Linked DNA regions of Homo sapiens: region 2 is linked to region 1. A link is an interaction called in ENCODE POLR2A ChIA-PET data of the cell type or tissue named here. Cell type or tissue: PC-9. All regions are shown on one strand. Links, peaks and the distances in the headings refer to the core of each region. The heading gives the core; the rest is flanking DNA. Region 1 overlaps EEFSEC (eukaryotic elongation factor, selenocysteine-tRNA specific). Region 2 overlaps EEFSEC (eukaryotic elongation factor, selenocysteine-tRNA specific).

What was found. ChIA-PET counts read pairs that join two places held together with the same protein. Peaks named below come from ENCODE experiments on the same cell type or tissue, not always from the same donor. Only the 100,000 strongest peaks of a DNase experiment are listed, where the experiment ranks them.
Region 2: POLR2A ChIA-PET joins it to region 1 with 5 read pairs; 2 of 35 experiments call an interaction of 5 or more read pairs at or near these places.

What each region holds. Positions count from the first base shown.
Region 1 is chr3:128,273,281-128,276,184 of GRCh38, forward strand. All of the region lies in intron 4 of EEFSEC (eukaryotic elongation factor, selenocysteine-tRNA specific), which reads left to right. Among named protein-coding and RNA genes, the nearest start is that of EEFSEC, 120 kb to the left of the region's middle. In PC-9, for the core only: no CTCF peak of the experiment used is centred there; DNase peaks (open chromatin) are centred at 1,681 and 2,091; H3K27ac peaks cover 2,251 bases.
Region 2 is chr3:128,337,648-128,340,551 of GRCh38, forward strand. The region is part of intron 4 of EEFSEC (eukaryotic elongation factor, selenocysteine-tRNA specific); the gene reads left to right. Among named protein-coding and RNA genes, the nearest start is that of DNAJB8-AS1, 120 kb to the right of the region's middle. In PC-9, for the core only: no CTCF peak of the experiment used is centred there; no DNase peak of the experiment used is centred there.

The sequences.
Region 1 (2,904 bases), core at 260-2,759:
ATATCCTGTTGTCTCCCTAAGGAGGCACAGCTGAGGAAGGACAGTCGCCAGGCAAAGATGGAAGGTTGACCTCACAGGAGGCAGGGAACTCAGGAAGACTTCTCTCTGCAGGTGCTGTTGTCAGAGATCAATGCTCAGTGTCCTAAAGCTCTGGCAGGTTGGAGGATGCTGCCCCTGCAGGCCTTTTTCCTGTGGAAGCTTGGAGCTTGTTCTTAACCCCCAAACCCCAAGTGAATGGCATGCCCTTTTCCATCAGGCCCCTGAGAATCTGTTGCAGCTAGACGAACTGCTACCAGCATGTGCTTCCAGAAGCGGATGACTGGCTGGAGTCCTGACCTGCAGTCAGCTGTCCAGGCAGAGGGTACAGCCAGGTTCTTGTGCTGAGAGCGGCCTGGACCTGTGACAGTGGGTCTGTCTGCGCTCCTGATAGGCCTAAGCATTTCACACAGTCTTCTGCAAGGATGGCACTGGGTGGCCCAGGCATGGTTGGAGCAGGGGAGAAATGGTGGCTTTAACCCAAGTGGTGTCTTCCTAAGGAAGGGGACAGGCAGGAGTGGTGCTGCCCCACTGCTGAGGTGGGCCCCCTTTATAGAGATGCCAGCTCAGTCTGGTCGTGCTTGGTGTGTTTCAAGCCTGGTGTAAGCATCTAGAGTCCCACTTGGGCCCAGGTTGACCTGCAGCCTCCCAACCCTTTGATGGGGCTCTAGTGCCCAAGACCACAAATCAAGCCCTGCCCCAGCCCAACCAGGCTCCTCAACTGCAGCTTCCTGCTCTTAGGCCAGGTGGATGTCTTAGGATTCAGCCTCTCCCCTGCTCACCCCAAAGCCTGAGTGCAGCCACCACTCAAGCATACCCTGCCCTTTCCAGCTGAGGGGCAGTGTTACAAAGAAGTGACAGCAGGGCTTCGAGAGCAACTGGGCTTGGGTTTGTACCTATGTGCTGGCCCTGTGAGCTCAAGTGAGTTCCCTGAGTACACTGAGCTTCAGCGTCCTTGTCTATCAGTGGGGTTGACCATGCTGCCTTCCTCCGAGTCGCAGCAAAGAGGAGGAGGAAAGGGGCAAGCTGCTCTAGAGCACGCACGCATGTGGGCGCAGTCACCACAGGAAGCCTCAGCCCCTGCACCCTCTACATGGAGCCCTGGCAGTCAGGCAGCACTCAGTGGTTGCTGGGGGAGCAGATGTGGAGGTGCCAAATGTGGCGCGGGTAGGGAGTGTGGCTGGCCTCTGGACATCCCCTGTAGAAGCCACATGTTGAGGGAGCCTAGGTCGGTGTGGGCCCTGGCCCAGGGTGGCCTTGGGACACTCCCAGGGCAGCTGTAGCACCCTACAAGTTGTCGTATGAAAACCACTCTAACTTATACGTGCTTTTGGGTGGAATTAAATGAGTTTTATTGTTTCTAGGACAAGATAGGGATTTGATTAGAAACAACATTTATGGAATGCCAGGGCTGGTTCCCATCCACTGTGCCCTGCAGGAACACAGAGTCTTGGGTCCCAGGCATAAACGGCCAGCTGTGTGACTGGGGCAAGACACGCCCCTCTGTATGGCCAGGCCACCTTCTTAAATAAGTAAGAACAGCCTTCAGGTGGGAATGGTTCTTCCCAAGGGCCATTTGCTTTCACAATCTTGTTTACCTTCAGTGGTCAGTTAAGTTTCAAGGGGAAACTGTGACTCAGGCCAGTGGAATTGTCAGATGCAGAAGCAAGGGGTGAGATGGATGCGGGCTTGCTGGGCTTACCGAAACTTGTATGCCTGTAGGCCTCTGGGGGTGCAGTCATTTCCTCCCTCTAGCTGTGGGCTGCGGTGCCTTTGGAATAGGATGCGCATGTCATCGAGGGGTCTAGCAGTGACCTGAGGACTGGCAGGACCTCGATACTGGGGCCCAAAGCGGTTTCCTCTCCTGGGAAATGGGTGCCCAGCCAGTGTCAGAGCCCCAGCTGGGAGTGGCCTTGGTGCAGAAAATGCTGTGTAAATGGCAATTGACAGTGCCAGGTTGTGCCCAATGCAAGCATGGGTGCTGCCTGGTCCACAAAGGAGTATCTGATCTTTGACTGTCTGAAGACCACTGCCTTTCTAGGTTGGAAGCAAGCTCTGATTCAGATGAAAGTGTGGCCATGCAGGGCTGTGTGACCTCAGCTTGCACACCCATGAAGCCAGCCCTGCCCACAACCTTTCCAGATACTGTTGATGCGTGTCATGTCGGGGACTGGAGTCCCTGACAGGTATCAGAGCCCAAGCTGGCCCTGGGGGAGCCCTCAGTGGGGCTGGGGTGGTCAGGCAGGCAGCTGTTTCTTCATATGGGGAAGGCACTGAGTGAACATGGCTTCCAGAGTGTGGTGGGGGCACTGGAAGGGCTCCAACCCTGCTTCCCAGGCAAGGCGACTGAAGCTGAGTCTCAGAGAAGGCAGAGGGCTTTGCCCAGGCATTCTGAGCAGAAGGAACAGTATGTGCTAAAGCCCAGAGGCGAGAGAGTGTCTGGCATGACTGAGGTAAACATGGAGCTCCTTGCAGAGAGTCTGAGAAGTGGGGTGGTTCGTAGGTGGTTGTGGTCATCTCTGAAAGGGCAGTAGGGAGGATGTTTGGAAGGCCGAGTCTAGAAGATGTTCCAGCTGGAGTCGGGTCCTGTAGGCCACGCCTTGTGATGGGGAAGCACAGCTGCACCCTGGAATCAGGCAAGAGAGCCCCTCCAGGGGCCCACAGGGTCTCGAGGCTCCTGGGTGCCGCTGCTCCCCACTCCGCCCCCTCATGCCCTGCCAGCCTGTAAGTCCCAGGACCCTGTGCTTTCACTCCAGCTTTTCCCCAGGCCCCTTCTTGGCCCTCCTCACCCTCCTGGGCTCAGTCCCAGGATCAGCCTCCTGCACAGGGTGGGAATAAATCCTGTAGGCAGCCTCTGCCCTTGACAGT
Region 2 (2,904 bases), core at 212-2,711, 64 kb after region 1:
TGGACCTGTCACAACCAGGTTTCTCAGCAGCTCCTGTGCTGGGCACTGAGGACGCAGCATAGGGAGAGCACAGTCCTTGTCTCGGGATTTAGAAGGGAAGAGATGCACATTTGATAGGCCAAAATTAAGAAATCTAGCAGTGCCAAATGTTGGAGCAGACGTGTATCAATGGGGTGTCTTGGGCCTTATTGATAGAAGTTGATTTATCTACCTAGCAAAGTTGAACAGCCATTCACCCTGCAATCCAGCAGTTCAACTCCAGGAACTGTGTCCTTGAGAAGCCCTTGCACATGTGCCCATGCAGGATCCTTGTGACAGAAGAAATTCATTGCAGCATTTTCCAGCAAAGAACTGGAAACACCCCCAGTGCACATCGATAGGAGTCCAGGTTGTGCTAAATACACAAGGTGCAGCAGATGGCATCGGCAGCAAATGAGCTGCAGGTGCATGCACTATGTGCACAGGTTTTTAGTATCATAACTGGCACAATGCCTTATTCATACAGTTCAGAAACTTATACAACAAAGCAAATTACTGATTAGGAATGTGTACTACATATGTAGTGAGCCTTTACACAATCATACACACGTGTGTATAAAAAGAAAGGGAATGCTGTGCGCCAAATTCAAGGCAGCGGCACCCTCCCGCTGGGGCAGGTGGGAATGCTGAGTGGGGAGGACCACACAGGTAGGTATGAGTTATCGATAATGTAGTTCAGGGGCGGAAAGGGCAATGAACTCATGGGTGTTTCGTATATAATTTAAATCTGTCGGCACACAGAGGCTGGGGCTGACCTGTAAAGTAGTGGTAACCAAACAGTGAGTCAGGTTCCGATGGTCAGCTGTGTCTGGAGTTATCAGAGAAGCCCTTCTAGGAGGTCCATGGGAGCAGGGGTTAGGGACGAATGGGAATTTGCCAGTGGAAGAAATCCCAGGGAGCAGCCTCAGGGGCAAAGCACAGAGACATTCAGAAGCACAGCATTTACAAGGATTCATTCAAGAGTCCCTTGGCTACGTTTTCAGGGTTGGGGAGAATGTGGGGCCGAAAAGGCTGTGGAGTTGGGCTGCATGGTGGAGGCTTCCTGGTGGCTGAGCTAAGGAGTGGGGGCTCAGCCCTGTGAGTGAGGCTTTTCAGCAGATTGCCTTGTGGGGCGGTGGAGGGGGTACCAGGAGACCGCCACCCATCACAGGGAGTCCCCATAGAATTCCAGCTGACCAGAGGATCTTCCTGCTCGTGGCAGGACCATGACAAGCTTTGAAAGCCATGAGGTAGACGATGGGAGCCCACAAAGGAGGTGGTGACAAACAATTGCTTTATCAGAGAAACATTTTAGAAAGCCGCACAGGCTGCTGCAGGCGCCTGGGAGGGAAGAGTTGTGACCTGGGCCCCACCTCACTGGGCAGACGACGCTTAGTGTAAGGTGATATTCTCCAGTGACTCTGAGTAATGTTCCCAAAAATCTCATTCTCCTATTGCCTTTTCAGACCATTTCAGAGATGTTTTCTGTTTCTTTGTGATTGATCTTGGCTGTGGCTTTTGACACTGTGCGTCTCACTTTCTCTGCCCCCTGACCTCTGGTTAGGTAGTTAATGATCTTTAAACAAACACTTGAGTATTATGGCTCTCCAGGAAAGGTCCTGGGCTCATGGGCCATTAGCAACACACTCTCCCTTTATCCAGGGAGAAAATGAGTGTTCGTACACCCTGACTCGGTAGACAGGGATGCTTGCAACCTAAGTGTCAAAATTCTCTTTAGTTTAACTATTTTTGATGGCAGGTCTTCTGAAATATGTTACATATTTCTCTGCTTCAAATCCATGAACAGTTTCCTCTCATCTCAGAGACAGTGGATCATAGGTAGGAATGTTTGTTCATTTCAGGAACTTTTATTGGAGACTTTTCTATGTCTGTTCCTGATTTACAAACTGTGAATGCAGAAATCTGCCCAGTATAGTAGTCAGTGATATTTTAGAAACAGAGATAAGATCAGGTTACTCCTTTGCCTAAACTCCTCCAGTGACTTCCGGGCCTTGCACTCTACTGTGGGGCCCGAGCCTTGACCTCTGTGTTAGTCCGTTTTCACGCTGCTGATAAAGACATACCCAAGACTGGGTAATTTATTTTTTAAAAAAAAGAGGTTTAATGGACTCACAGTTCTGCGTGGCTGAGGAGGCTTCACAATCATGGTGGAAGGCGAAAGGCACGTCTTACATGGCACCAGGCAAGAGAGAGAATGAGAGCCAAGTTAAAGGGGTTTCCCCTTATAAAACAATCAGATCTAGTGAGACTCATTCACTACCAGTATGGGGGAAAGCACCCCTACAATTCAATTATCTCCCACCAGGTCCCTCCCACAACACATGGGAATTAAGGAAGCTACAATTCAAGATGAGATTTGGATGGGGACACAGCCAAACCATATCAGCCTCCCTCCCTGCTGTCTCCCTCCCCACCCTTGCTGTAGCCCTCCTGCCTCGGTGTATTCCCAGACTCACCAAGCTACTGCCCTCTTAGGGCTTGCACTTATCAGTTGCCCCATTTAGAGCTGTCTTTCTGTGGGTCTTCACACAGCTGTCTGCTTCTTATGCTAAGGTCTTAGCTCAAATTCACTTCTTCGAGACCTTTACCCCACCCAGGCCTTCTCTATCACATCACCTGGCCTTGTTTTCTTTATAGCATATGTTGTCTAATATAGTCATATAATATTAATGTAGATTAATATTATATAATTATATTAATATATATTTGCATGCATGTAATTTATATATTAATTTTATATTGATATGAATTGAATTAATATATATAATTTTTCCTATATAGGTAATTTTGTTGTTGCTGTTGTTTCAAGATATTAAGCTCTTTGGAAACAGAGGTCACTGTATTTCTTCCCCTAGAACAGTGCCT